7 separate regions of the Homo sapiens genome follow, and regions 1, 2, 3, 5, 6 and 7 are each linked to region 4. The links are chromatin contacts, found by Hi-C or POLR2A ChIA-PET in ENCODE. All regions are on one chromosome and are shown on one strand. Each heading gives the region's core, a stretch centred on a gene start or an enhancer-like site at or near the end of the contact. The rest is flanking DNA. Distances are from core to core; before and after follow the strand shown.

Region 1 (2,923 bases), core at 63-2,562, 720 kb before region 4:
TAGAGAGCGGGGCTCTCACTGGTTTTTGGTGTCTGCTGTGTTGATGCGAAGGTCTGCTTGCTGCAGCCGCCTAGTTTACAGGGTGGGGGGTGGGAGGTGGGGAGGGGGGCGAGGGATGCGGAGTGGGGAGAGGGGCGGGGAGGGGCTCTGGTGGACTAGCGCCTCCGCAGGCCTGGGGCTGGTGGTAACCGCTCAGGTCAGGACGGGGGCCCAGCGCTGGCTGTGCTGGACTGACCGCCGGGCTGCTTCCTCGGGGCGTCCCGAGCCAGGCCACAGGCGGTCATGCTGCTGGAGGCCTGGGGAGGTTCCGAGTGCTCTGCGGACTCCAACACCGTGGCCATGAACGGGAGGGTGGACTTCCCGAAAAAGAAGCTGGCCCACCAATGACCCGGGTCAGCCTTGGGGAGACCTGAGAGAAGCGAAGTGGGGTCTTGATGCTGCCAGCTCCTGGAGGAGCGGGGGGAGAAAGGGGCGATCCTGCACTCACCTGGGGGGTGGGGAATGGCTTCCCCGGGGCACTCGGTACTGCTGCAGGAGCTGTTGCTGGAAGTGGAACCCAGGCGGCCTGGAGAGGAGAGGTCCCGTCAGCAACGCGGGGCGCGGAGCCCCCCAGCCCACCGGCCTTCAGGCCGAGCGCTGGTTCCGCAGCCTGCACGGGGCCGGCACTGGCGCCAGCAGAGCATCCGCGTGGATGGGGGGCAGGGGCTACTCACGCCGGTAGTAGTCGTGGGTGGCCACGAGCGAGCCGCTGGAGGGGATGGCCGCCATGCTTTAGCTTGCTGGCTGGTGGGATCTGCGCATGGGGGTGGAGGAGCCCCTCGGGTCAGCGGCCTTCCGTCATGAAGGGCGCTCCCCAGCGGGTGGAGCCGCCGCGCTGGGTTATTTACCGAGGCGGGGCTCCCCAGCTCCCGGCACCGCCTTCGCCGCGCGGGGCGCGGGCGGCTCCAACCAGCCCAAACCGGCCGAGCGGGTGGAACAAAGGCGCTTTGTGCGCGGGGCCCCGGCCCAGACGTCGGGAACCTGGTGGGCGCCGTCCCAACCCGCCCGACCCGAGAGGAGCCCGCCGGGGACCCCGAGCCCAGCGCTCGCCAGGCGGAGAGGAGAGGAGCCCCCGGCCCAGCCCCGCCCCTCGCCCCCCGCCCCTCGGGCCTGCTCGTCCCACCCGCGCGCGGCGCCCCTCACCTGGGCGGCGACCCCTCGCGGGCCTCGGCGCACGATCACGGGTGGCGGGGACGGGGGCGCTAGGCCACGGAGCCCATTTGCAGAGAAGACCGCGGGAAGCCGCGCCACGACAGAGAGGCGCGCGCGGGGTGCGCACGCGCGGACGCGCCCACTTATATGCGCGGGGGCCGCGGCGCGTCACGGAGGGCGGGGCGCACAGGCTCCTCCCCGGGCCCCACCCGGCCCCGCCCCTTTCCTGGCCCCGGCGAGGCCGCGCCCCCAGCTTCCACCTCGGTGCGACTCTCGCCGTCTGGCTTGGGCTGAGCCCAGCCCTGCGGCGTTCGTCTTGGGGCGGCCCGGCCGGTCCTGGGTCTGCAGGGGTTAAAAGGCCCCGCGCCCGGGTCCGGGAGCCCAGCCCCCGCCCCTCTCCCGGGCCCAGGCCCCCGTCTCGGACGCGTCTCGGAGCCCCGCCTGGTCCAGCCCGCCCGTCCTCTTCAGCCCTTGTGGAGGCGACGGGGGCGCCGGGCGGGCCAAAAAGTGCTACGTGCGCGGAGCCCTCCGGCCCGGCCTCCAGGGACTTCGCAGCCAGAGGAACCTGGATCTCTCCCGAGTCCCCCTCACAGCTCTGGCAGCTCCGGAACCTGCACCCCGGTTGCCCAGCCCCAGGACGCGCCTGCTGCCCGCAGGGGGCGGTGAAAGGGTGGGCGGATGGCGGGGCAGTGGGAGGCGGGGCCCAGTCGGAGAGCGGGGCGGATTTGGGCGGGTGAGGTGAGTCTCCAGTCGCCGGAGGCAGAGGCTGGGCCCCACTGCTCGGAGACCCCATGTTTGGGGAGCCCAGAGCGTTCCCGGCAGGGCCCTGGGGCCCGGGGGACGGCCCGCCATGCCAATCAGGAGGGGGCGCGTTTTCCCTTCCCAGGCAGAAAGGCGTCCTCCCTCTCCTCCTCCCCCCAGCGCAGAATCCTCCCCACACCTCCCTCGGCCCCGCAGGGGAAATCGGCCTGCCCCTACGGAAATCCCGTTTCTTTATACACCCGGTCCTGGCTGGGCGGTGTCTTCCCCGTGGAAGAGAGGGTCCGGGAGGTCCGTGGGGCGGAACAGTCCGAGGGCTTCGGGAGTCAGCCCGGGTGGATTTGTTTCGTGGCTCTCGTTGCTGGCTGGGACGGCCGTGTGCCCGTGTTGTTCCGGAGATCGAGGCCAACGGATGCCGTACTCTGTCCTCGCCGGGTGCTCAGTGAGGACCCACAGCTGGGCAGGGACCCTGGGAGGCCCCTGAGCAAGACTTGGAGGGACGCCCTTGTGCCCCCTGAGCACGTGGGGAAGGCGCTGTCCTGGGCCCTGCACCGCTCTGTGTGTTCATTGCACGAGTGTGGTAAGCACCTACTATGTGCACATGGCCGAGCCAAGCGCAGGGAACGGTAAACCAAGGGAGAACGGCCTTCCCGTGGGGAGCAGTGCAGAGGCTGGCGGGGGCGGGTGGTGGGGAGAGCTCAGGTTTCAGCTGAGGTCTAAGGACGGAGGGCAGGGAACCGCCTGAGCCCCACCTGGGAGGGGGAGCTCGGTGCCGGAGAGCAGTGCCAGGACCTGCGATGGGAGAGGTGTGCAGCCCCGAGGGGTCACTGATGAGGCAGACGGGTCAGTTGGGTTGACACTCAGAGGGTCCTCAGGGGCAGACGCTGAGACGGGGTTTGGGGTTTGGGGTGCAGAGTGAGTACTGGTGATCAGCACCTGGGAAGGGGTGGGGAGGGTGCAGGGCCGGGCAGGG
Region 2 (3,078 bases), core at 255-2,754, 650 kb after region 4:
AATACCACTGTTTATCCCTGCAATCCCACCAGGGTGAAGACGGAGTCAGAGTTTAGGAAAAAAAACCAATGTCATTCCAACAGATGTTGTGACAACTGAAACGGGTATGGCTAATGCTGATTTTCTTCCGAATCTGTCTTCTACAGAAAAAACAGCAGAAAATACAAAGTCTCAATTTCAAAACTTAGGGCTTTGGATAACGGTGTCCCAAACCCACATAAACGCTGTCTCTTGAAAACCACAAGGCCGAACTTACGGAGCTAGAAGAAAGGTTGTGGAGCAAATCCGTCAAGTTTGTTAGGCGAGGCGGCTGGCGAGGGTGTCACGCTGAAACCCGGCGTAGCCGCGAGGATACGGAGGGGGCGGTGCGCTCCCTACGGGGCCGGGCTGCGTAACGATGCCCCGCAAATGGGGATCGGGACGCGTCCTTCCGTGCCTCCATCGTTCGCGCCTCGCTCCAGGAGCAAGAGGGGCAGCCCCGGCCACAGTCCCCGCGGTCGCAAGTGCGCCCGGAGGCCGACCCGGGCCCCTCACCACTAACCAAAATGAGCGCAGAAAACGAGTACCGCCCGCCGTCGCCACCGAAGCTGGCTGCGGAGCGCGACAAGCCCTCGCCGCGGCTCCGGCCCCGAGGGGTCCCCGTGCGCCCGGCATAGCCCAGGACAGTTCCCAGCGCGCGCCGCGGACTCGGGGGACAGCGCGCTCGGGGGCCGGCAGCCTCCAGCGTCCGCCCGGCCCCCACCGCCCAGTGCCCCGGCCCGAGGGACCCGCGCGCCCCAACAAAGTTGGCGCAGGCTCTCCGGGGACCGCCCCCCACACGGCCGGGTGCCCGCCGGCGCGCAGGCGTGGGACGCGGGGAAGGGCACGGGGCCGCCGTCGGGGCTCGCGGCCGCCCGGCTGCGCCCCGGCTTTGTTCGCGCCCCGCGCCCGCCAGCTGCCCGCGCCCCGTCCCCGCGCGCGCCCGCCCGCAGACCCGCCGCCCAGCGCCGCCGCTCCGGCCCGGCCCACCTTCTGGATGGTTTGCTGCGTAACCTCCCCTTTGCCTCTTGGCCGGGCAGACGCGAAGGCCACGGACATGGTGGCGGCGCGGGGCTCAGCCCGTGGTCATCGAGGTGGATACTCCGGCTGCGCTGGGCGGCCCGAGGCGCTCATTATCCGCAGTCGCGGAGGGGGGGAAGGGGGCGGGAGCGCGGGGGGCGCCGCGTCGTGGGCTCGTCCGCCCCGTCGCCGTCGCCGCGCCTCCGGGCCCGCGGCGCCGCCGCTCCGCCCTGCAGAACGGTCTGCGGCCCAGTGCCGAACGGTGGCCCCCGGCGACCCCCTCGCACCCAGCGCCCGGCCCTCGCCGGAGCACCGCCTCCCACCCCCGGCCACCGGTGGTTCGGCCTGACCCCGCCCCGGCGCGCGCCATCACGTCCGCCCGACGCCGCCTGACGCTGCCCGTCGCCGCCTGACGCCGCCCGTCGCCGGCAGCGCAGGACACGGCGCCGAGGGTGGGGCGCGGGCGTAGTGGCGCCGGGAGTCGCGGGTGCGCGCGGGCCGTGAGTGTGCGCTTTTGAGAGTCGCGGCGGAAGGAGCCCGGCCGCCGCCCGCCGGCATGAGCTACGACCGCGCCATCACCGTCTTCTCGCCCGACGGCCACCTCTTCCAAGTGGAGTACGCGCAGGAGGCCGTCAAGAAGGGCTCGACCGCGGTGAGGCGGCGGGGCCTGCGCGGGGCCGGGGACGCGGGCGGAAGTGGGGCTGGGGAGCCCAGAGAGGGCCGGGGCCGGGCGCGGCGCTGTGGGCGCCCGCGGGCGTGCGCGGGGCAGCGGCGCGGGCGGTCAGGGCTGTAGCTGAGCGCGGGCCCCGCTGCCGGTCTCCACGAGTGCCTGCAGAGGCGGCGTTTGGCGTGAGCCGCGAGCGCTCGTTCTCCCCACTCAGCGCCTCGCTTGGGGCCCGGCCTCGCGTGGGGCCCCGGGCACGGGGGCCGTGACGACGCCATCTTGAGCACCCCTGGCCCCGGCCGGGCGCGTGGGTCGCGCCGCCGCCCCGGCGAGCAGAGGCCGGGCGAGGGCCGCTCTGGGCCGCGGAGCGCGGGGGGTAGGCCGTGCGCTCGCTGGGGGGCTGTTCACGCAGCCGGGTGGCTGGGGAGCGAACTACTCAAACCCCCCTTATGGGGACCCCCACCCGCTCCGGGGCAACACTTATTCTCTAGGCCCAGGTGGGCTTCGAGAACAAAGCGGCTCGCTGGCCTGGCCGGTGGCGGGCGCCTCCCAGGTCTCCGCACTCTGCCGGGAGGAGCCTTCCCGGGGCCGGGCTGCAGCCGCCCGGGTCAGGACTGGTTTGGACGCGGCCGTTTCGTTTTGACGAGGGCTCGTGTACATTGACCTTAGTGACATTGTTTGAAACTTAAATTCGTACCATCAAGACGTGTCAGTTTAATTGGTCAGTCTGTGAGATCGTTATTCTTTTATCATCTGGTATTCAGAGGTTTGAGCAGGCAGAGAAAGCAGCACACACGGTTCTGTAAATTTTGATTTGTTTTCATTTTCTGAATCTTTGTTTTGAAATGAAGGCCCAGTATTCATCAGGTGATCTAACTCAGCTTAAAGAGGACTAGGAGTCGGCTGACCCCTGTACCCACCCCAATACTGCCACCCCCGCCAGCTGGCCGCCGCTGGCTTTAACGAACCCATATAGCTTCTCTGGGCCTCGAGTCAGTCGAAGGTCAAGTGAGTCAGTACCTGAGAAAGCTCCCAGAAAACCCAAACACTTCAGATCAATACTTCTCAGCCAGGGATGGTTTTGGGCCCACACGGAGCCACTGGCAGTGTGTGGAGACTTTTCCAGTGGTAAGACCTTGCAGAGGTGCTCTTGGCATTTGGAGGGTAGAGGCCAGGGACGCTGCTCAATATCCCACCCGTGCTCAGGGCGGCAGGCACAGGGAGATCCCCCTGCCCAGGTGCTCACAGTGCTGAGCTGGAGAAGCCCTGCTCTAAACCAGGAGGCGCTGTTTATCCCAATGATGGTTCCCTTTGTTTCTGGCTTGACTCGGGTTGACTGTCAGTGATTGTTCATGCTTTTAATAACAGCCATATCC
Region 3 (3,070 bases), core at 303-2,802, 700 kb before region 4:
GGGGCGGGCCTTGCTTTCTTGCCAGGCGGTTATTTTTATTCCTGGCTCCTGTTTGACGGCATCGGCAGCACTCGGAAGTGCCGGGGCACCTAGCAGGCCCTCCCTGCCTCCTCTCCTGCCTGTGGCCCAGGAGCCCAAGTCCCTGGACTCCTATGGGGCAGACGCAGCCACAGACCAGGGTCCTCCTGAGAGGCCCTCTCCACAGGCTGGGGAGAACTGTTTGGCCCCGACCCTGGGCCCCCACCTTTCCTTCCTCCTCACACCTGCCAGCAGGCCAGGTAGGGGTCCAGTCGCTGGGGATCCCCATGGATTTGCCCAGTCGCAGCTGCTGGGCCCGACCCGGGGCCTCCATGTCAACACCCAGTGGGAACTCAGGGCTGAGAGGACAGGTGCCAGGGCTCTGCCCCCACTCAGCACACACCTCCCGAGACCCCGCTGGCAGGAAGATCCGAGTGCGTGGGGGTGGGGGGGCAGCGTGGGAGGGAAGACCTGAATACCTGGGTGAGACGACAGGATCTTGGGGTCTGGAGAAAGCCCCTAACCTTGGTCTTCACACAACACATGGCTGCCACATCCCCTTCCTCACAACCCACGTTGGTCATTACCCGCGTGTGCCAGGACCTCAGGGACTCCCCACTTCCTACAGAGCGTGGCCCGGTCTTTGGCTTGGCATCCTGACCCCATATGAGCATCAGCTACAAGGCGCTGAGGTGCAGCGGGGTGGGGCGCTGGGCGGGGGGGCCTGGGTCTGTCTGGATCTGACTCGCCCTTGGCTGGCGCTGTTTCCCAGCAGCAGCCGGAGGTCGGCGCACCCGGAGGGGAGGGTCCCTGGAAGATGTCAGTGGGTCTGGGAGCGGGCTTCCGGCGTTCCCTGCACCGTGGGAGACCAGCCTCTCAGGGGGAGGGTGGTTCTGCGCTGGATCCTCGGGGCCTGTCATGGTGCGCCCAGGAGGGCAGGCACGTGAGGACAGGGACTGGAAACCAGCAGATTTCCACCCTGAGGCCTGCACCCCCGGGCCTCATTAGGGAGAGCCCCTCAGAGCCGGGCTTCGTTGGTTCTGGGGCGTCCCCCATGAGCAGGGCCGGGGAGGGGCCGGTAGACCCAGGCTCGTCTCCCAGGCTGCAGCCCACCTGCTCCCCTCCCCCGCCTGCCGGCTCCGGTCCTCGGCGTCTGCCCTGTCCCCGGGGACCGCTTTTCGCGGCTCAAGCGTGTTCCTGCCCTGAGCCGGCTCTCGCCCCGTCTCCCGGGCCCGCCGCGCTCTCCCCGCGCCGTCTCCGTCCCGGTCCCTCCCTCCCGCCGCCTCCCTGCCCTGCCCCCCGCCCCGCCCCCGCCCGCGGCGCGTTTCTCCCCCGCCTCCCGCGTCCGTCTTTGCAGCCCGCGCCTCCCGCATCGCCTCGCGTCCCCGTGGCGCCCGCCCGCGCGCGTCCGCGCCCCGCCCCCTCCCGCGCGGTTCCGCATTGGCGTGCTGCAGGGCGCGGTGCACTGCGCCGCCACCGTCAATAGGTGGACCCCCTCCCGGAGATAAAACCGCCGGCGCCGGCGCCGCCAGTCCCTCTGGCTGAGACCTCGGCTCCGGGTAAGGACGCTCGGCCCCCGGGCCTCCGCCCCCGCCCCCGTCTTCCGAAGAGGGACCCCCGGGGCCGGTCCTGGGGGGCAGAGGGTGGCCGGGCCCCGCACCCGCCCCCGCGCGCGCCCGGAGTCCGGCTTCCGGGGGTCCCCGCGTCGGCCGGGCTGGGCCCGGGGTGGGGGGCGGCGCGGGGCGGCGGGGCCGGGTCCTGGGCGGCGATCGCCCCGTAGCCGTGACCTTGGGGCCGCGGGGACCCTGCGGGCCGGGGGCTGATGGGGGTCGGGCTTCGGGGCGCTGGGCCAGAGGACGCTGAGGGAGGTGGTGAGATCTGGGGGCCCTGGCCTCCCCACCCCCACCCGTGTTCCCACCCCAGGGTGGCTTCTGTCCTCTTTCCCTCCCCCAGCCACCTGTCCGCGAGGAGCAGCGTGGGTTTCTCCACTGACCTCTGTGATGGGACAGGGCTGTGACCCAGGGTCCTGAGTCACAGGGAGGGGGGGAGGGAGGGTGCCCCCTATACCCCCACGGGGCCGAGGGCATCTCCACCTGGCACTTGCTGGGCTCGGCAGGGCCGGGTCCTCCTTCCTCAGGCTGGAACAGGGACCCCCACCTCCCGGCCGCTGTCTGTCCCTGTGAGAGTCCGGGAGGGGGGTGCCTAGAGCTATTCTGGGTTCCTAATCTGGGCAGCGCATCTCCGTCGGGGCTCTGGCCCAGCCTGCCGGGCAGGGATGAGGGGAAGATGGCGCCGTCCCTGCCTGAGGAGGGGAGTGGGGAGCAGTGGCCATCTCTCCCCGGTGGCAGCGGGTGGGGGTGGGGCGCCGTGTCCCTGGCCCTGCCGCCGGGGAGGGGAGTGCGCGTGCAGGACAGGGCCCTGGAGCGCTGGGCAGGTGACTCATCACCCGGCTCTGCTGGTCACGGACGTACCCAGCCTGGCGCTGCGTGGTCTCTCCAAATGGTGGCTAACCCCTTCCCAAGGAGCAGCCCGCGGGCTCCAACGCCCAGTTATTTACAGCAGATGGGGCTGTTTGGGCTCAAGTGTGGGGTGGGGGCAGTGCACAGCCTCTGCTTGCCCTGGCCAGGCCCAGCTGTGGGTGGGGGCCCTTCCCTCCCCACCAAACATGGGGGCTTGGTTTGTGGGCAGGGATGCCTGTCCAGCCTGTGCCAGGACAGTCTCTGCTGGTGTCTCCCCCTGGGGCTCCCCATCACCGGTCTCCCCACCACCACTGGCCCCACAGAATCACTGCAGCCCCCCTCGCCCTGAGCCAGAGCACCCCGGGTCCCGCCAGCCCCTCACACTCCCAGCAAAATGGGCAAGGAGAAGACCCACATCAACATCGTGGTCATCGGCCACGTGGACTCCGGAAAGTCCACCACCACGGGCCACCTCATCTACAAATGCGGAGGTATTGACAAAAGGACCATTGAGAAGTTCGAGAAGGAGGCGGCTGAGGTGAGCTCCCCAGGCTATGGTCTTGGCCCCCTGAGAAGGAACCCCCAACTCCCGT
Region 4 (2,992 bases), core at 383-2,882:
ACAGGCACAGAACCAGGCAAAGAAGAAGAGAGTGCTTGCCAGGCACTGCCCTCCTGAGGTCGCACAGACCAGAGGGAGAGACCTATGTCATACTGATGGCCGGTGTGGCCCTGAGTCCAACGTGGCTGGCACAGACTCTCCACCAGCACAGGTCCCCACTCCTCCTGGTCACCTGACCCCTGACCCCCACCCCACTCTCCAAGTACACCACCTTCTTTGAGCTCCTGGACCCACCACCTCCTGCTGCCACAGGGCCTGGAACACCCACCTGTCTCTTCTGGCCACCCTGCTTACCTAGTTAACCCGCTCGCCCGTCACACAGTGCCAGCTCCAAGCTCTGCGAGGACTGGAACTCTACTTGTCTGACTCCCACAGAAGTCACCAAATTCACCTTGGTGTGACTCAGATAGGGTCACCCTCTGCCTAAAGCACTTCGGGGGCCTCCCAGGAGGCTGACAATGGCCTAAGGGCCCGGGACTCTGCATCCTTCCCTCCCTCCCCAGGGTCTCAGCTGGAGACTCTGGCCCAGCACCCAGTCTAAAGCAGAGCCCCTGAAAAGCTAGCCAGCTGCTAGCACTGTGTTTGTGCTTTCCATGACAGGCTCTGGAGCCCCGGGATGTCCTCCTTAAGGACGAGCCTCACTGCAGGGGTCTCTGCCCAGGGGACCCCAGCAGGCACGGAGGGGCCTCTGCCCAGCTCAGGCTGACCCTGAGAGCTCACTGCAGACCCCAGCAGGCATGGAGGGGCCTCTACTCTGCCCAGCAGACCCCAGCAGACATGGAGGGGCCTCTGCCCAGCTCAGGCTGACTCTCAGAGAGCGGTGTGCGGGTTCGTGCCCCCATCGGGCGGCACAGGGAGGGCGGTTGGGCTCACCAGCGCCTGCATGTCGTACATGGTGCTCAGATGGTCCCAGATGACCTTGGATGGGACCTGCCGCCCGATGTTCTGGCTGAACTTGTCCCGAATACAAATCATGTGGAAGTGTCGGTTCACACCTGAGGGGAGGAGGGGCGGCGGGATAACCGGTGAGCGGTGAGGAGAAAGGGGATGGAGGGGACGGGCTGCCCTGGGGACTGGAGGGGCAAGGGTGGCTGCGGAGAGATGGGGAGGGCCAGGGTGTGGAGGGGCTGTGGGGGGGCAGGGCTGGGTGGTGTGTGTGGGAGGGGGTGGGCTGTCCCGGGGCGGGGGTGGGGGTGGGGCACTGCGGGCTGGGACCTCGCGGTCTCACGGGGGTAGGGGTCGTGGGCGGGGTCCGGGGCGGGGTCCGAAGGGCGCGTGGGAGGGGGCGGGGGTCCCGGGACGGGTGTGGCGGCGGTGTCACGGCCCGGGCTCGGCGGGGAGCGTGGGGGCGAGGGTGTCGCGAGCGCAGGCCCCGCCCCGCCCCGCCGGTTGCCCGCCCCGCCCCCACGCGCGTCCGCAGCCTGGGCGCTCACCGACGGGCTTGTGGCCCAGCATGGCGTGGAAGAGGCACACCTCCACCTCGGGGCTCCACACCACTGTCTCCTCCGCCGGGCTGGTGGCCGCCTCCCCCGGGCCCTTGTCGCCTGCGGCGCCCCCGCCGCCCACCTCGGCCTCTCCCATGGCCGCGGCCCGGCCGAGCAAGGAGCCCCCGGCGGGAGCAGGCGCGGCCACGAGCTCCGCGCAGGCGCACTCGGGGGCGGGCGCGCGCTCCGCCGGGTACGCGCTCGGGCTCACGCGCCGGCGTCGGCGCAGGCGCAGCCGAGGTCTCGGGTCCCTTCCCGCCGGGGACTCCGCCCTGCTCCGCCCCGCGCGGGGGTTCTTAAAACGTGTTCCTCTTTAAAGCACAGTAAGAAATACACTGCACCCAAACAAAAAAGTCTGTGCTTCAAAGGAAACCATCAGAAAAGTGAAAAGACGACCCACAGATGAGAGAAAATATTTGCAAATCCTATATCTGATAATGAACTTCCTTGTAGAAGGTATAAATAATTCTTATAACTCGATAATAAAAAGACAATCTAACTATAAAACGGCTAAGGATTTGGATACACATTTTTCCAAAGAAGATGTACAGATGGGCCGGGCGCGGTGGCTCACGCCTGTAATCCCAGCACTTTGGGGGGCCGAGGCGGGCGGATCACCTGAGGTCAGGAGTTCGAGACAAGCCTGGCCAACATCGTATAACCCCGTCTCTACTAAAAATACAAAAAAAGTAGCCGGGCGTAGTGGCGGGCGCCTGTAATCCCAGTTACTCGGGAGGCTGAGGCAGGAGAATCGCTTGAACCCGGGAGGCAGTGAGCCGAGATCGCGCCATTGCAATCCAGCCTGGGCAACAAGAGCGAAACTCCGACTCGAAAAAAAAAAAAAGATGTACAGATATGGCTAATGAGCACCATCGGTCACGCGAAACTAGAATCAGCCCGCGTGGGGACCCCCTGCCCCGCCGAGACCGCCACAACCACGCGGCCGGGGTGACGAGTGCTGCGAGGGTCAGGGCTCGGGACCCTCGTGCGGTCGTGCTGTGCGGTCAGATGGGCCGCTGCTGCGAAAGACAGTCTGGCCGTTCCTTCAACGATGGAACCGTCTCCCTAGGAAGCAGCAGCTCCGTGGCGGGCGCCCGCGGCAGTGGAACAAGACACAGGTTCAGGCTGGGACCCGCAGCCGCGAGGCAAGCGCCGCCCCCAACCCGGGGCTGAACCTGCGAGGGGCGCCCGGAGCGCGGGCACCCGCACGGCGCAGCCGCGTTCAGCCTAAAAGCAGCGAGCGCGGACTGCGGCAGCGTGGGTGCGGGCTGAGACGAAAGTCAGAGAATTCAGACACGAAAATACACAGCATGGGAATCCATTCACAGGAAGAGCCAGAACTGGCAACTCCATAGGAATAGAAAGTAGATGCACGGTTGCCGGGGACGGGGGAGGGGGAGGGAAACGCGAGTCACTGCGGATGGGGACCGGCTTCTTTTTTGTTTGTTTTTGAGGCAGAGTCTCGCTCTGTTGCCCGGGCTGGGGTGCAATGGCACGATCTCGCCTCA
Region 5 (2,937 bases), core at 155-2,654, 670 kb after region 4:
GGTTCCATGGCTGCAAGTGAGTGCATAGCCCTGGCATACTCAACAAGCTCCTGAAGCCACGCAGGAGACGGGCTTCAAAAGGAGACACTCCCTGTTTGGAATGAGTGCGTTCTTCTACACATGAAGTTCCCTGTGACCTAAGCAGCGTTTCAGACGCGTCTAGACACTTCAAGAACCCCTGGGAGCCTAGCGCCAGATCCAGCACACACACGGGCTTAGGCAGACGTGGCTCCACGGGCACTTTTCTCTGAGAGGCAGGGGAAGTGCACTCCCCGTCTTCTCTGGGTGATGAAGACAAAGAAACTCTGGACCACCCGCTGCCTCAACAACCTCAGAGATTCTGACTCTAAAGAGCCCCCCTCCTGTAAGTCCTCCAGCGGCCACAGCCGGTTACGAGCACCCACAGGCGGCTGTCACCAAAAGGTAAGCCCCACAGTGGGAAGGTCAGGATAGAGCAGGAGAACCGTTTAAACCGGGGCATCTGGCTGCCAACGGATGCTTCTGCCTTGGCAGGAGGCCGCATTAGGACGCGGTATTTGTTCAGGATCAAGGCCCCAGCTGTCTAATAAGTTCCAGAAAGGCTTGCAGGATTCGCGTGTTGTGACCCCACCCCCAGCCTTCGGGAGACGCCGGGACACTGGCCCCGCCACCCGACCTCGAGGCTCCCCCGCAGGGATCCCCCCAGGCTGGCGGGGAGGAGGCCCGCTGACGGGAGCCGCCCTGCTCCTCGGAGCTGGCACCTGCAGAGGTGGGCTGGGCGGCCGAGGGGGCGGCACCGCGGGGGCCGGGCCCGCCCCTCACCAAACACCGCCGGGCGCCCGCGCACAATCCCGCCGCCCTGGGAGCCCAGGGAGACCATTGTGCGGCCGGCTACGCTGGGGGAGGGTGGCGCGCGGGAAGGGGGCGCCTCGGGGGCGTCCGGGGTGAAGGCGCGGGCAGGGGATCTCGGGCCGGGTGTGCCCTGGGTGGGTTCTGGGCGGGGTCTGGGCGCCAGGCTCCGGGGCGCCCCGGGGCGGGGAGGGCACCGCAGGCCGGGGCTGTTGGCGGACGGGGGTCAGCGGGCTCGGGCGGGCGGCGGCCGCTACCTTTGGCGAGCGCCACGGTGGAGTTGTCGGTGTCGATGGTGTAGAGAATGCCCTCGTAGCGGATCTGCGCCTTGGAGATGAGGCTGATCTTGCTGCCCAGATACGGGGTGCCTGAGGAGCCGCTCATGGCGGCGGCCGGGGTGCGTCGGGCCGCGGTGGGGAAGGAGCGCCGGGCCGCGGCCCGCTCCGCCGCCGCGCGGTGGCCTGGCCGCCCGCTCCTGCGCTCCTCCGCCCGCCGCCGCCTCCGCCTGGGCGCCTCCTCGCCACCGCCCGAGGGGCCTGCGCGGGCACCGAGCGAACCAAGAAGGGGCGCGCGACTGGGGCTCTGAGAGGAGCGCGGGGGAGGAGGGGCCGCCGCAGCCACATCCGGGGCCTCGCGCCGCCACGCACCGCCACGCACCGCCCCTTCACGCTCGCCGCCCATTGGCTCGCCGCGCCCGCCGTCCTTTAAATATGGCCGGGCCGCCAGCTGGGGGGCGGGCCCTCGCGTCGTTCCTGCGCAGCAAGGCGCCGCTGGCCGGGGGCGGGTCTCCCCGGCGATCCGCCCCACCCTCGGCCGGCTCCCGGCGGGCCCCTCGCGGAGCTGGGAGCACGAGACTGAGCGGGCGGGGGGAGGGGTGGGAAGCGGCCCGGGAGGAGCGCGCGTGCGCGTGGGCGGGCGGCTGCGGTTTGCACGCTCAGTGGGCGGGACCGGGGAGGAGCGCCAGGCCCCGCCCGCGCGCGTGCCGGCGCCGCCCCGGACCCTGGGCGCCGCGAACACGGGGGCTTTGCCCCCTTGGCCTCAGTTTCCCCTCCTACAGAAGTGGGGTCCGGACGACTCCCCTATCTTGGGCCAGATGCGCCTATAGCCCTCACCCTCATGGGGGACCGGGGAGTGGCGGAGGCCCTGGGCGCCGGGTGTTCCCGGGCAGCCCCGGGACTCCCGCCCCAGTGCCCAGGTGCCGGCGGGGGGCGGGCGCGGCGGCAGCTCCCGGGAAGGCGGCGCTTCCGGCGTGGCAGCCTCTAAATATAACATGCTGAGCACACTTTCTCTTTTAATCCTGCCCCTCCTCCCAAAGCCTGCCGCAGCTTTCCATTTCCCTTAAAATAAATTCTGACTGGCTACCGGGGGCCTCGGAGCCTCCGCTCGTACCCGGGGCTGCGGCCCGGAGGCCTTGCCCACCTCCCCGGCCGTGGAGGAAGCTCGGCCGCCCGCCGTCGCTTAGCTGCGGGCCCTCCTCGCGTATACTCCGCGTGATTAGTGACCGAGGGCGCGCGGTGTGTGCTTTTTTTGCTTCCGTCTTGACCGTGAACATCATCAGATCACGGACCAATATTGGGTCCTGGAAAAAAAAAGTAGTGGGTGGTGACTATAAAAATGCAATAGGCTGGGCGCGGTGGCTCACGCCTGTAATCCCAACACTTTGGGAGGCGGAGGCGGGCGGATCACTTGAGGTGAGGAGTTCAAGACCAGCCTGGGCAAAATGGTGAAACCCTGTCTCTACTCTAAAAATACAAAAAAACTAGCCGGGCGTGGTGACAGACACGTGTAATCCCCAGCTACTCGGGAGTCTGAGGCAGGAGAATCGCTTGAGCCTGAGACGTGAAGATTGCAGTCAGCAGAGATCTCACCACTGCATTCCAGCCTGGGCGACAGAGCTAGACCCCGTCTCAAGAAAAATAATAATAAAAATGAAATAGAATAAGCTAGAAGATATCAGATGGCGTGGTGGGTGGCTCATGCCTGTAATCTCAGCACTCTGGGAGGCCGAAGCGGGAAGATCACTGGAGGCCAGGAGTTTGAGATCAGCCTGGGCGACATATGGAGACCCCATCTCTACAAAAAAAAAAAAAACTTTAAAAAAAATTGGGC
Region 6 (3,281 bases), core at 596-3,095, 830 kb before region 4:
TTTGCATTTTTAAGCGACTAAGTTTGAGATAATTTGTTATGCCAGCAGAAGAAAGCTAAGTTATCTTGGAGGTGATTTTTCTTTTTTTTTAGATGGAGTTTCTCTCTTGTTGCCCAGTTTGTCTCTTGGAGCCCCAGAGTGAAGGAGGCAGAACAGGCCCCAGGGCTCACCCCAGGCCGACCTCGGTGGGCTTGCGCAACACACAGGCATGATGTAGCCACCCTCCCATCCCCAGGCCCCCCTCAGCACTCCTCTTCGACTTTATTGACATTTATTTCCAAAACGTGACGATAGGCAAACTCAGATAAATGACACACATAGACCGCGTGAACCCTCTCATATTTACCAGATAATAAAATAGTAGCACTGACAAAGGCTCAATTTTTTTTTTTATTCTTCCCCAGAGACAGGCTCTGTTGCCCAGGCTGGTCTTGAACTCCTGGCCACAGGTGATCCTCCCACCTTTGTCTCCCAAAGTGTTGAGGTAAAAGGCATGAGCCACCGCACTCGGCCAATCTAATTTTTAAAAACACCTTTTCCTCACTGGCTGGAGCACGTTCTACTTTACTGGGAACTGAATGAATGTGCAACTCTAATTACAGCCCCTCCGAAGTGCAGTGGCTTGGGAACCTCCCGTTCCGGGAGGCGGCCTGCAGAGCCCTCCTCCTACAAGTGTGAGCACAGGGTCAGGGTTCCATCCAAGCGAGCACCTGCTTCCTATTTTCCGACTAATTTCGGTCCCCTGATACGGAATCCGGGATCCTGCAGACAGGCAGCGGGTGACAGCAAGCACAAGGGTGTTCGATGACACCTGGAGAGGTCAGGAGAGCCAGTCCTGCGGTGCAGAGGAAGAAACCCAGCACAGAGGCCAACAGAGCCAGCCCCAGCCTCTGCCAATAAAACATATAAATGAGCCCTGGGGGCTGGAGGAGGGCCACAGGATCCAAGCTGGCTGCCGGATCCGAGTGGGATCGGGGTGCCGACTGTGGGACATGGGTGGGATGGGGTGCCGGCTGCGGGACTCGGGTGGGATCGGGGTGCGGGCTATAGGACTGGGGCGGGATCGGGGTGTCATCTATGGGATCGAGGTGCTGGCTATGGGACTGGGGTGGGATCGGGGTGCTGGCTATGGGACTGGGGTGGGATCGGGGTATCAGCTATGCTATGCGATCGGGGTGAGTGCCGGCTGTGGGATCGGGGTGCCGGCTGCGGGACTGGGGTGGGATCGGGGTGCCGGCTGTGGGACAGCGGTGGGATCGGGGTGGGTGCCAGCTGTTGGGCTGGGGTGGGATCGGGGTGCCAGCTGCGGGACTGGGGTGGGATCGGGGTGCCGGCCGTGGGACAGCGGTGGGACCGGGGTGTTAGCTATGGGATTGGGGTGGGTGCCGGCTGTTGGGCAGGGGTGGGATCGGGGTGTCGGCTGTGGGACTGCGATAGGATCGGGGTGCTGGTTGTGGGACTGGGGTGACAGCTTGAGGGGTGACCGAGCCCTCCCGGCCGCTCCCGGATGCCCCTCGCCCTCCACGCTGGGAGCGCCGTGGCTGGCTGAGCCTCTGGCATGTTCCGCGTGAGTCCGCGCACCCTACAGCGTCCTCCTCCACAGCCTCGTGTTCAGGCGTCCGCCCCGCAGGGGAGTCCCCTCGCGCCCATTCACACACAGCAGCGTCCGGGCGAGGAGCGCCCGTACCTGGAGGCCTGAAGGTACCGCCCTGCCGCGCGTGGGCACTGCTCCCTGGCGCCGTCCGTCCACTGACCATCGTCCCTCGGCCCGGCCGCCCGCGCGGGGCAGGCAACGCCCGACCGGGGGCCTCGGGGACCAGGAGGAACCTGCGGCGTTAGGAGCTGACAGTGTCGGTCCGCGCACGCGCCCCGGGGCCCGTCGGGCCTTATTTCACGGCCCCGCCTTCCTCCTCCGCGAGCGCCAAATAAGTGTCCGGCCCTCCCAGCCCCGTGCGTGCGCGGCCCCGCCGCCTGCGTCACTAGGAAGCGCGCGCCCGCGCCGCCGCCGCCGCCGAATCCCCAACAAGGAGCGAAGCCCGCGGCCGCCGCCGCCGCCCGCCGCCGCCGCAGCTCCCGACGCCGCCGCCCCCGCCGGGTGCCTAAGCAGGCCCGGCGCGGCCCCAGGTAAGCGGCGCCGGCGAGCCCGCGGCCCCCCCGCGGCGAGGCCTCTCGCTCCGCTCACGCGCCGCCGTCCAGTCAGGGGTCCCTGCGGAGCGTCAGGACGTTACGGCGGGGGGAGGGGAGGGCCGGGGGAGGGGCGGCCGCGCGGGCGGCGGCGTCAGGCGCAACGGCGGCGTCAGGCGGGCGGCGCGGGCGGTGGCGGGCGCGGGCGGCGGCGCTTCCTGCCTCCATCTTGGCGCCGCGGGCGGGCGCGGGCTCGGCCTCCAGCGGCCTCCTCGGTGGACCCATCCCGGGGGGACCACGCCGCAGGGGTGCGACCCGCAGGGACCACCCCGCAGGCACCCGACCCGCAGGGACGCGACCCACAGGGACCACCCCGCAGGCACCCGACCCGCAGGGGCCACCACGCGACCCGCAGGGGCCACCCCACAGGGACGCGACCCACAGGGACCACCCCACAGGGACGCGACCCACAAGGACCACCCCGCAGGCACCCGACCCGCAGGGACGCGATCCCCAGGGGCCACCCCGCAGGCACCCGACCCGCAGGGACGCGATCCCCAGGGGCCACCCCGCAGGCACCCGACCCGCAGGGACGCGATTCCCAGGGGCCACCCCGCAGGCACCCGACCCGCAGGGACGCGACCCATAGGGACCACCCCGCAGGCACCCGACCCGCAGGGGCCACCCGGCAGGCACCCAACTCGCAGGGACGCGACCCGCAGGGATCACCCCACTGGGACCCACTCTCAGGGACCTGACCTGCAGGGACCACCCCACAGGGGCCCGCGTCACTGTAGGCTCACAGGCGGGACCTGGATCTGTGTAGACCCATGGTGGTGTGGACCCTGTTGGTCGGAGCTGATTTGTTGTGGGCCCGTCGTCAGTCATGGCATGTTATCTATTTGGTTACTGTGTAATTCATGCGTGACTGAAAAGTCGTGACTGACTTTTCTGTTGAACCAGAATTCTCTTTCTTTGCTAACACTTCAAATACAACAGTTTCAATTACATCAGTGTTGACCGTGCCGGTCAAGAATACTAGTTTAAAAATATTTTCTTGGGCCAGGTGTGATGGCTCACACCTGTAATCCCACCACTTTGGGAGCCCGACGTGGGCGGATCATGAGGTCAGGAGTTTGAGAGCAGCCTGGCTAACA
Region 7 (2,981 bases), core at 460-2,959, 940 kb before region 4:
AGGGCCGCCAGCCCCACGTTGGAATAGGTGGCCTCGAGGCCAGCGCACCCTGCGGTGGCTGCAGCTGCCGGCAGAGCCCGGGGCAGCTCCTGGTGTGGGAAGGCAGAGGGGGCTGCCTGCGGTCCGGTGATGTCCCTGGACACCTCCAGCCAGTGTGGGCGCAGGAGATCCATGCTGGCAGGCCGCAGGGCTGGGGGTGGGGTCAGGGCAGAGTTCACTCCGGGCAGGGGGCAGGAGCGGGTCTGGCCCAGGGGTTGGCACGCGCTGCACAGTAAGCCCCGCCCGGCCGCCCCCGCCCCGCCCTCTGCTCACCCCTGCTGCTGCGCGGGCCCCGGTGCAGCTCGTGCAGTCTGGTGTCCGACTTGCTGAGGGAGCAGAGGTGGGTCCGCCTCAGTAGGGACTGGGGGCGAGGAAGGCTGGTCGGTGCCCTGCGGACCCCACCCTGGTCCCCGGGACAGCCTGGCACTCACCGCTTCCGCCGCCGTCGCACTGCCCTGCAGCCTCGCCCGCTGCCTCCGCGCCCTCTTCCTGGGGGCTACAGCGTCCTCGGGCCTTGGGGGTAGAGGTGGGGGGCGGGGGGCGGGGTCGTCAGCCTCGGGTCCAAGGCCCGGTGCAGGCGCGCGTGCCGAGCTGGGTGCGCGGACCTGCCTCCAGCCCCTTCCCGCGCTGGGCTGTGAATGGCAGCCGCAGCGAGGCCCCAGACAGAACGCGGCTGAGGGACCTACCTGCGGCAGGCTGTGCACAGCGCCCACAGCGAGAGGAGCAGGGCGCAGCACCCTAGAACCCAGAGGGCAGGAGGGGCCCAGGACACTGGCAGCCCCATCCTGTGAAGCCGAGGCCCTGGGGACAGAAGAAAGGGGCGCTGGGGGCTGGCCAAGGGGACCTGGCGCCACCTGGCAGCCCCAAATCTGCACCTCCCGCGGCTGCGGGGCTCCTGCGTCTCCCGTTCCAGCTCTGACTCAGCACAGGAAGCCCCAAGGCCTGGCAGTCCCTCCCTCCCAGAGGTGCCCACCTTCTGGCGGGGGCTCCCGGTGAGGTGAACTAGGGCTGCTCTGCCTGGCCCCTCCGTGTCCCTGCGGGTGACCACGGTAACACCCAGCACGGCCGTGAGGAGGGGCAAGACAGCTGTGGCCACCATAGCCCAGATAGTAACCAGCATCGGGGGAGCCCCTGGGTGTGCGCCACAGGCCACAGACTCCACCTGCAGCCACCCTCTGCCCAGACATGGTCTCCTGTGTCAGGTAGTGCCCCCAAGCCGCTCGCTGCGGAGCCCAGAACTGGGAAGAGCTGGAGGCTGGTCAGCAGGAGGGACCCTGCACCCGGAGGAGCTGGAGGCTGGGTCAGCAGGCAGCAGCAGCTGCTGGGGGTGCTGATGCCCCCACCCCACTTCTCTCTGGCTCTTCTTGTCTGCCAGTGTCTCTGCCAGAGAGGATCTGTCCCCTTCTTGGGGATCTTAGCAGAACTTCTCGGGGTGGGGGATGCCTTACAAACAGCACAGTCCAGCAGCAGAGACAGAAGCTGGGGGGTGAGGGGTGGTCTCTGGAGTTTGGGGCCAGTCTGCTCAGACCCAGGGAGTGGGCTTCAGCCTGGCTGACTGACCCAGCTGCAGCCACATCCCAAGGCCTCCCAGACCCCAGCTGCCCCCCAGGAGGGCACTTACCAAGCCCACGGCCAGGGGTCCTCAGCTCTGTCTGGGGCAGGCCAGGAAGGTCTTTGTGCAGCCCTCGGCTGAGCTCCCCACCTCATCACTTCCTGCTCCTGTCGCCAAGCGCCTCCCCTGAGCCTCCCACCCTGGGCAGCAGCCACCACCGCAGCCTCACCCACCTGCTGCGCCCCGCCCGAAGCCTAGATGAAACGTGTGCGCCTCTAGCCCGCACTGTTCTGACAGCCTAACTCACAACCCCTCCACACACGAAGACGTGAGCAGAGCTGGCACAGAACCCCCAAACCCACAGGGCCAGGTCCGCCTGCCTCACCAAGAGTGCCCCACGTGGTGGGCCACAGTCCTCTCCCGCCCGTCTCGCCCGCTGGAGCAGCACTGAGCTCCACCCATCTGTGGGTGTCAGGCAGCCTGGCGGGCACCCTGGCCTCCGATCTGCCTTGGTCAGAGAAGGGTAAGAAGGGAGAATGCCGGCCTCCTAGGCCCCTCCAGCCCAGCCCGTCTCTCACCACAGCCCTGCACAGACCCTTCTCTCCCCAGAGACCCTGCAGCCAGCTGATCTCCACTGAATGACACTGTGATGAAATCACTTTAATGTCCTTGCCAAGGAAATGCCCAAGACACTGGCAGGTGGGCAAGTAAGTGTCCAGATGGGACCCCGCAGCTCTGTCTCCACTCAGCAGTGTCTGCACGCCCCAGGCCAGCAGGCCGGCCCCTCCTCGGGCAACACTGGTCTTCCTGAGGGCAGCCCGTGCTGGGGTCCCACGCTTCGTCCATAGTGCTTGTGGGGTCTCTAGAACTCAGTCATCTTCTTGTGGGTGTCTGCCTTCCTCTGCTCCTGCTGCAGGCCGGCTTCCTGAGCCCGGAGCTGCCCCAGCTGGCGCTGGGCTCCTGCCAGCTTCTCCTGCAGCTGGGCTGACGCCACGCTATGCCTGCGGAGGGGCTCACTAGTCAGCGTGGGGTCCTGGGCCATGCCACCAACCCCAGTCTGCCGTACCCACTGCCTGTGTGCCCGCTGCCCGTCCTCCAACATGCAGACCCCTCCTGGACTCAGCCCGCTATGCTTGGGTCAGGTGACCTCCAGCATGTATCCCGGGGGCAGGGCCACCCTGGGTCGCCCTTTGCCCTGAGCTGGGCCCCACACGTACCGGCCAGCGTTGCGGGCGAGAGCCTCCTGGATGCTCCTGATGTCCCGCTGGGTTCGCTCGATCTTCTCCTCAGTCTGGAAGAGCCGCAGGCTCAGGGCCCGCTTGGCACTCTTGCTGGCATGGTACATGTCCTTGCTCCTCCTCCCCGCTGGGGCCGCCCCGGCTTCTAGGGC

Evidence for each region. A loop is a pair of places that touch in the nucleus more often than their neighbours do. ChIA-PET counts read pairs that join two places held with the same protein, here RNA polymerase II (POLR2A). Pooled maps may share reads with other maps.
Region 1: a loop to region 4 is called in a map of naive thymus-derived CD4-positive, alpha-beta T cell, with 15 times the contacts of the local background. The contact joins the promoter of PPDPF here to the promoter of MRGBP in region 4. A Hi-C loop is called at or near these places in 1 of 168 maps with a recorded cell type or tissue (naive thymus-derived CD4-positive, alpha-beta T cell) and 5 of 50 pooled maps. POLR2A ChIA-PET finds 5 or more read pairs at or near these places in 3 of 52 experiments (CD4-positive, alpha-beta T cell, CD8-positive, alpha-beta memory T cell and Caco-2).
Region 2: a loop to region 4 is called in a map of B cell, with 22 times the contacts of the local background. The contact joins the promoter of PSMA7 here to the promoter of MRGBP in region 4. A Hi-C loop is called at or near these places in 7 of 168 maps with a recorded cell type or tissue (B cell, CD14-positive monocyte, ascending aorta and 4 more), 13 of 37 single-sample maps with no recorded cell type and 23 of 50 pooled maps. POLR2A ChIA-PET finds 5 or more read pairs at or near these places in 2 of 52 experiments (H1 and activated CD4-positive, alpha-beta T cell).
Region 3: a map of CD4-positive, alpha-beta memory T cell shows a loop between it and region 4 (14-fold over the local background). The contact joins the promoter of EEF1A2 here to the promoter of MRGBP in region 4. A Hi-C loop is called at or near these places in 1 of 168 maps with a recorded cell type or tissue (CD4-positive, alpha-beta memory T cell). POLR2A ChIA-PET finds 5 or more read pairs at or near these places in 1 of 52 experiments (AG04449).
Region 5: a loop to region 4 is called in a map of ascending aorta, with 4 times the contacts of the local background. The contact joins the promoter of LSM14B here to the promoter of MRGBP in region 4. A Hi-C loop is called at or near these places in 3 of 168 maps with a recorded cell type or tissue (CD8-positive, alpha-beta T cell, ascending aorta and naive thymus-derived CD4-positive, alpha-beta T cell), 11 of 37 single-sample maps with no recorded cell type and 23 of 50 pooled maps. POLR2A ChIA-PET finds 5 or more read pairs at or near these places in 2 of 52 experiments (CD4-positive, alpha-beta T cell and activated B cell).
Region 6: a map of CD8-positive, alpha-beta T cell shows a loop between it and region 4 (10-fold over the local background). The contact joins the promoter of MHENCR here to the promoter of MRGBP in region 4. A Hi-C loop is called at or near these places in 2 of 168 maps with a recorded cell type or tissue (CD8-positive, alpha-beta T cell and naive thymus-derived CD4-positive, alpha-beta T cell) and 14 of 50 pooled maps.
Region 7: a loop to region 4 is called in a map of naive thymus-derived CD4-positive, alpha-beta T cell, with 7 times the contacts of the local background. The contact joins the promoter of LIME1 here to the promoter of MRGBP in region 4. A Hi-C loop is called at or near these places in 1 of 168 maps with a recorded cell type or tissue (naive thymus-derived CD4-positive, alpha-beta T cell), 2 of 37 single-sample maps with no recorded cell type and 5 of 50 pooled maps.

Annotation. Positions count from the first base shown.
Region 1 is chr20:63,519,154-63,522,076 of GRCh38, reverse strand. It overlaps PPDPF (pancreatic progenitor cell differentiation and proliferation factor), which reads right to left and starts at 1,312. Exons shown (of 4, transcript NM_024299.4): 1 at 1,183-1,312; 2 at 714-793; 3 at 488-565; 4 at 1-409. The coding sequence starts at 768. The coding sequence ends at 198. LOC102723814 (a long non-coding RNA gene) reads left to right here and starts at 1,404. Exons shown (of 2, transcript XR_430332.4): 1 at 1,404-2,923. RefSeq lists silencers at 860-1,059, 1,170-1,719, 1,780-2,029 and enhancers at 1,302-2,178, 2,179-2,923.
Region 2 is chr20:62,141,820-62,144,897 of GRCh38, reverse strand. It overlaps PSMA7 (proteasome 20S subunit alpha 7), which reads left to right and starts at 1,504. Exons shown (of 7, transcript NM_002792.4): 1 at 1,504-1,690. The coding sequence starts at 1,595. It overlaps SS18L1 (SS18L1 subunit of BAF chromatin remodeling complex), which reads right to left and starts at 1,129. Exons shown (of 11, transcript NM_198935.3): 1 at 1,009-1,129. The coding sequence starts at 1,077. RefSeq lists silencers at 653-702, 733-792, 913-1,622, 1,663-2,302.
Region 3 is chr20:63,497,565-63,500,634 of GRCh38, reverse strand. It overlaps EEF1A2 (eukaryotic translation elongation factor 1 alpha 2), which reads left to right and starts at 1,552. Exons shown (of 8, transcript NM_001958.5): 1 at 1,552-1,577; 2 at 2,801-3,015. The coding sequence starts at 2,872. LOC124904955 (a long non-coding RNA gene) reads right to left here and starts at 2,353. Exons shown (of 2, transcript XR_007067719.1): 1 at 2,012-2,353. RefSeq lists enhancers at 918-1,487, 1,748-2,543.
Region 4 is chr20:62,795,113-62,798,104 of GRCh38, reverse strand. MRGBP (MRG domain binding protein) reads right to left here and starts at 1,632. Exons shown (of 5, transcript NM_018270.6): 1 at 1,434-1,632; 2 at 874-995. The coding sequence starts at 1,581. RefSeq lists a silencer at 1,326-1,865 and an enhancer at 2,489-2,992.
Region 5 is chr20:62,120,942-62,123,878 of GRCh38, reverse strand. LSM14B (LSM family member 14B) reads right to left here and starts at 1,404. Exons shown (of 9, transcript NM_144703.3): 1 at 1,086-1,404. The coding sequence starts at 1,212. It overlaps LOC105372706 (a long non-coding RNA gene), which reads left to right and starts at 195. Exons shown (of 3, transcript XR_936963.2): 1 at 195-423. RefSeq lists enhancers at 1-515, 516-1,204, 1,205-1,892 and silencers at 556-1,095, 1,256-2,345.
Region 6 is chr20:63,625,799-63,629,079 of GRCh38, reverse strand. It overlaps MHENCR (melanoma highly expressed competing endogenous lncRNA for miR-425 and miR-489), which reads right to left and starts at 1,845. Exons shown (of 2, transcript NR_132417.1): 1 at 1,688-1,845; 2 at 256-890. GMEB2 (glucocorticoid modulatory element binding protein 2) reads left to right here and starts at 1,979. Exons shown (of 10, transcript NM_012384.5): 1 at 1,979-2,124. RefSeq lists silencers at 1,538-1,987, 2,078-2,617.
Region 7 is chr20:63,735,392-63,738,372 of GRCh38, reverse strand. It overlaps LIME1 (Lck interacting transmembrane adaptor 1), which reads right to left and starts at 1,709. Exons shown (of 6, transcript NM_017806.4): 1 at 1,661-1,709; 2 at 726-840; 3 at 471-552; 4 at 313-400; 5 at 1-190. The coding sequence starts at 823. ZGPAT (zinc finger CCCH-type and G-patch domain containing) reads right to left here. Exons shown (of 7, transcript NM_181485.3): 6 at 2,809-2,981; 7 at 2,231-2,592. The coding sequence ends at 2,454. RefSeq lists silencers at 94-153, 234-383, 454-673 and enhancers at 1-408, 608-1,524, 2,104-2,283.